Linked DNA regions of Mus musculus: region 1 is linked to region 2. A link is a loop called in an ENCODE intact Hi-C map of the cell type or tissue named here. Cell type or tissue: left cerebral cortex. All regions are shown on one strand. Links, peaks and the distances in the headings refer to the core of each region. The heading gives the core; the rest is flanking DNA. Region 1 has its middle 57 kb from the start of Med10. Region 2 holds the start of Ube2ql1 (ubiquitin-conjugating enzyme E2Q family-like 1).

Evidence for each region. Hi-C counts contacts between places; a loop is a spot of excess contacts. Peaks named below come from ENCODE experiments on the same cell type or tissue, not always from the same donor. Only the 100,000 strongest peaks of a DNase experiment are listed, where the experiment ranks them.
Region 1: a loop joins it to region 2, with 10 times the contacts of the local background. A loop is called at or near these places in 2 of 42 quality-filtered maps.

The regions. Positions count from the first base shown.
Region 1 is chr13:69,865,019-69,867,818 of GRCm38, reverse strand. No RefSeq gene overlaps it. Among named protein-coding and RNA genes, the nearest start is that of Med10, 57 kb to the right of the region's middle. In left cerebral cortex, for the core only: no CTCF peak of the experiment used is centred there; a DNase peak (open chromatin) is centred at 1,349.
Region 2 is chr13:69,738,779-69,741,578 of GRCm38, reverse strand. It overlaps Ube2ql1 (ubiquitin-conjugating enzyme E2Q family-like 1), which reads left to right and starts at 1,682. Exons shown (of 2, transcript NM_001145162.1): 1 at 1,682-2,800. The coding sequence starts at 2,239. In left cerebral cortex, for the core only: a CTCF peak has its summit at 1,575; DNase peaks (open chromatin) are centred at 753, 1,104, 1,618 and 2,263; H3K4me3 peaks cover 2,143 bases; H3K27ac peaks cover 2,132 bases.

The sequences.
Region 1 (2,800 bases), core at 44-2,543, 130 kb before region 2:
TCTCTGCTGACTAAGCAACCTTGTGAGCTGTAATCTGGCATTCTGACTAGGTGATTCTTTTTTCCAGGCCCTGAGCCAGAAGAGTTCTCCGGACTAAAAAGTTTGAGTTCTGCTGGAAAAAAGGCAGTAAGGCCCCCAGAGCAAAGGTGCTGGGTATGTGCAAACAACTGGGTCAGAGGCAAGGAGCAGGAGGTGGAAAGTATGCTCTACCTCCCCACAAACAGAGACTCGCTCTGCCTAGAAGACAGCGGTTGAGAGCTCAGCCACATCAGTGGAACACTCTAGGCCTGTGACCATCCCCAGAGCCATCCTCAGGAAACAGGCCACAGCCCCAGGCGAGGGGAAACCTGGCAGAAACAGGCCAACACCCGCTCAAGAAGGGTCCGAGCATGTCCGAGTTCCACTGAAGGGACACTCAGAAGCGCCGTCCTCTTGTGGTTCCCCTCACTGAGCAGATGTCCCTGAGGTTCTTTGCTGTCATGGTATCTCAGGGTATCCTGGTTTCTTGTCCCCCACCCCAGGTGCAAGCCAGATCTTAAGCGATTTCACCACACCAAATGTGTAAGAGAATTCAAGTTGGTTTAATGGTGGTGAACACTTCCAAACCTGCAGCTGGATCCAAGCATCGTTTTACACTGCTTTAGTACACACTCCCTACTTCTAATTAGACACAGGGAAGGTGGGGGGGGAGGACGAGGAGGAGGAGGAGGAGGAAAAAGAAGAAAAAGAGGAGTAGGAGGAGAAGAAGAGGAAGGGGAAAGGGGAGAAGGGGAAAAGGTAGGGGAAGAGGAAGAAGAGGTAGAAAGGGAATGGGGAGGGGAAGGGGTAGGAGAAGGGGAAGAAGGAGAAGGGGAAGTAAAGAAGGAGAAAATGATCATTCAGCTCATGGCTAGCTGGACAAGAACAGCAGCCTCCGCTCAGACCCACATTACTTCTTAGACTATTCACAGATACCCTTTTCCCCTGTGGCCCTGGGCCGTCCTCCCTCAGGGCCCAGGGCCCTGGCTCTAACATCTACGCCATGCTGTACTTCAAGTCCAGTCAGCACCATTCAACCTCAAGGACCAGATGAAGACGAGGGAGGCAGCTTTTGAATCTTCTTCCTCAACACACTTTCCTCTTGGCTTAAGCAGCAGCTCACTTGACACCGAATACACGATAAATCAGGGTAAATGCAGCAGGATCCCACAGGCCTTGGCTGGGAGGCGTTCTGATTTATCGGAGTCCGTGTCCGATGTCGGATAAAGTAGTTCTGTCAATTAATAATGCTGCCATGCTTGAAATTCGAGTTCACAAACTTGGAGGCACAGATTTGCATGACTCTAGCTCTCTCATGGAAATCACATGGATTTCCACTCTATTCCACTACCGAGTGGCACCTCCTCCACTCAACTAACTCTGCTGCCATCTCATGGAGGACACCCAGGTACAAAAGAATGATAAGTAACATCCTGGTGCTTCAGAGAAGGGCTTCCTGTGGGCAGGGGTATGTTGTATCCAGCTTAGTGGCCACAGAGGAGGACCTGAACCTACTCATGTCCTCTGCTCCCTAGAAGAAGCACCCGTGAGAATGCTTGATAACCCCACCTAGCTCAGATCCTCAAGTGCTCCACCATGGGTGCTCCACATTCTCAGCTGACCCCTTGTAGGACAAAGGTGGTGTGGAGTTTGGGTAAACTTAGGTCAACTGTGAAAGGCAGGGTGGCCTCTCTGTAGCTACATCTAGATCCTTTTGCAGGCTATCTGCAAAATCGCAGCTGGTCACATATCTAAGGAGGAAGAGGACAAGGATGAAGAGGAGGAGGAGGGAGAGGAGGAGGGTGGAGAGCAGGAGGAGGGAGAAGAGGAGGAGGAAGAGGAGGAGGAAGGAGAGGAGGATGAAGAGAGTGAGAAAGAAGAGGAGTAAAGAGGAATAAGAGTACAGAGAGGAGAAAGAGAAGGAGAAGGGGACATGAAGAAGGGGAGGTGTTGGGGAAGAGGAGGGGATGAATGGACAGGAGTGGCCTAAAGGTGACTGACTAAATCAGAGTTAAAATAAAAGCCATCCAGAGACTTTGACTAGTCACACAAAAGCCATCTCAATATCCAGTAAGGGATTATTCTTGAGAAAATGATCTAAAAATGGCTTAGTGCCATCCACGTGATGGGTCCTGAGTGATCATTGCTGTGAGCTTGCCAGCCCTTCATCCACCTAGGCAGGCACTTTCTTAAATTGAAGGGGAGGGGTGTGTGTGGAGAGCAGATAGATTGATGAACAGTGCTGCAGTCTGCCTCTGGAAGCCTGTCTTTCTGTCCTGACTTGTGACCCACTTATAGAAACACACAGTGGATCTGTGGGGAGGTGCTTATACCTGCCTGCATAGGTTGGGTGTGTGTGTGTGTGGAAACTACTATGTAAGCAAGCAGAGAGCTAGAGAGCCCTCAGAAACCTACTGAATGCTGGACTTCGTCACCTCCCTTGGAACCCACCGAGACACGTCTCTAAAGCTAATGCAAGACAGCATTTGCAGTGGGCGAAATCATCAGTACATTACTATCGTGCTTTGTTCCCCCTGCATTCGTAGAAAGAGTGAAACAGTATCAATACTGTTATAAATTCTCTGGTCTCATAGAGGGTTTAACCAAACCCTTCCATCTGTTCGTTCTCCCAAGATGGCAACAAAATCATTTTCTGCCTACAAGAAATAACTTGGAGGAAGGGAAAGTCCTACATCAATTCCAAAGTCGTTTTGATTGTTCTGTGTTTGCCAGAAAGTTCTCAGAGCTGTATTTAGTTACTTTCAGGGAATCAAGCGGTTCT
Region 2 (2,800 bases), core at 139-2,638:
TGCAGGCAGATCTACCCTTTTGCCCTTCCCTAGTGAAGATGAGGATGAGGAAGATGGTGGTGGTGATGGTGATGGTGATGAAGGAGAAGGCAGGAAGAAGAGGAGGAGAAAGAAGAGGAGGAGGATGAAGAAGAAAATGATGATGATGATGGTAAGGAGGAGGAGGAAGAGGAAGAGAAGGAAGAAGAGGAGGAGAAGGCTACCGTGGAATGCAGTGTTAAACAAAGCAATCAGGAGCCCAGGACAAACAGACCTTGATTCAGCTTCCCTCAGATTCCACCAAATAGTCTGTGTTGTTCTTAGTCCAAATCACCCTGTGGGTCCTGTTGAAAGTCAAAGGATTGACAGGCTCTCTGGAGAACCACCCTCTCCCAGGTGCAATGTTGGGTGGGTGTGAACCTTCTACTCCTCATCTACACCAGCTAGCCTGGCTCCCCCATTACACATCTATCCCCAAATCTGAATCTCCAAACCCAGGTCTGTGTCTTCACAGCGACATCACCAGTTATTTTCCACAGTGAAAACTCAAAATTTGGTAAAAGATGTGAGGGGCAGAAAGGCAAGGGGCTGTCATCTAGAAGGAACGCCTGTCCTGAAGAGCTGAGCTGCTTCCCCTCCCCTCTCTTCCCCCCATCCACACACCAGCAGAGGCAGTAGGCTCTGACGCCAGTTAGGATGGCAGCGGGATAATATTCGTTGTTCTTGAGGGATTGGTTTCGCCTACGCCATTGGGCCACACGCTGCACACCGGAACCGTCACAGTTCGAGCTAATCTGAAATAGATTTTAGTTGGAATTTTCACCAGATTTTTAAGTGAGTTTCCACAGGCTGAAGGAAGAAGGAAAGGCAGGGTGGACTGTGAATCTGCAGGCGGAAGGCGGATCTCTCCCTCATTTGAGTATTGTGGAGGTCCCTCACTCAGGAGAGCAGCCCTGGGGGGCGGGGAGGGGGTGGCCAACGGGGGTTGCTGCTCGGAAAGTCCTTTCCCGCTCTTAGCACCGGTCAGCGCCAGAGAAGGCGTCTGGTGTTATTCTCCGCTGCATTTTGGAAAGCAGCCACCACGCACAGCCTGGCCATGGAAAGCCGAAACGCTGCGGCCAGCAGGCAGGGGATGGGGTGGAAGGAGCAAACCAGTGAGGGCTGAGTGGATTGGCTAAAGGTTTGCTTTTAGTCGTGACTTTGAACGGGCTGTTCTTTAAGTTTGCAGTAGATCTACCCTTTCATCCCGCTTTCCGCCCTGACTTTAAAGTCCTTACGTGTTCCTTCTGTCATTCTAGGCTCCCACCGCCCAGAAGTGTTGCGTAGAAACATTGGGCTCATACCTCTGGTTAGAAGGATTAATAAAGAGGTTGATTTCCACCTTTTCCCTCTGGTTGTCCTAAGGAGGTTAAATGGGATATAAGGCCCGGACCTCAAACACAGCATTCAGGTTTTAGGGTCCCAAAGAATGCAGTGATTCTGAGAGACCCTATTAGCACGCTCAGGCCAGCCCTCCCCTGGCTCCCCAGCGCACGCAGCTAGCACGCAGCCAGGAGAAAATGGTGCGGGCGCGTACCGCTGTCTCCCCCCAGCGGCCGTGCGTGTGTCGCCGCAGGAACCTGGCGGCGGGGGTGGCTCGGTGCAGTCAAGCCCGCGGCTCCGCCCCGCGCTCCCCCTCCCGGCCGGCAGTGCCGCCCCCTCCGCGCCGGGCTCGGCTCAGACGGAGCAGCCGCCTCTGCAATGTCAGCAGCCGCAGCGGCGGCGGCAACGAGAGCGGCAGTGGCCCGGGCCCCGCGGTAGCCGCCAGCGCAGCACGGCCCGGCAGGCGCACAGCGCGACTCCACGGCCACCTCGCTGTCTCCGGGGCACCGCGGGCGGTTGTGCGCGCCGCGGTGCAGCTCTTAGACTCGGGACCAGCGGGTCTGCGGCCGCGCACAAAGGACCACGGACACCCGGCGTCCGGGGACTGCGCCCAGGGACCGGCCAGGAACAGCAGCTGAGCCGCGTCTCCACGCCTCCCCTCCCTGGGCTACCGGAGCCCTTGCCCGAGAAGACCCGTCATATGACAGCGGCGACAAGGCGGCCAGCGAGCGCTGGTACTGCCCGCTCCGCTGCGCCACGGCCGCCGGCTCCTAAGGTGGCCCTCGCCGCGCCCCACTAAGCGGTCGTCTGCCTCCCCCCCACAAGCCCCGTGCGTCCCAGCTATCCGGCTCGGGGAACAGGAGCCCCGGCAAGCCCCTCGCCAGAGCCGAGCCTAAGATGGCCACGCTGCTCCGTAAAATCGGGCTCATTCGCCTGCACAACCGGGACACCGAGGACCCCAAGCACCACCACAACCACCGTGGCGGAGGCGGCGGCCAGCAGAGCGCATCGCTGCGCGGCAAAGGTGGTGGTAAGAGCAGCGGCCACAAGCAGCAGCAGCAACAGCAGCACCCCGGGGGCTCAGGCGACGCCAGCCCGGGGCCCGGCAAGGGCAAGAGTAAGCGCGCGGCGGAACTGGCCGCGCGCGACAAGCAGCCGCAGCCAGCCGCGGGGGCGGCGGGGGCGGCGGGCGCCGGGGGCCCCCGGGAGCGGGCGGCGGGCGCCAGGGCGGGGCCGGGCCCCGCGGTGGCCGCGGCGGCGGCGGGCGGCAGCCTAGTGCCCGCGGCGCGCCAGCAGCACTGCACACAGGTGCGCAGCCGGCGGCTCATGAAGGAGCTCCAGGACATCGCGCGCCTCAGCGACCGCTTCATCTCGGTGGAGCTGGTAAACGAGAACCTCTTCGACTGGAACGTGAAGCTGCACCAGGTGGACAAGGACTCGGTGCTGTGGCAGGACATGA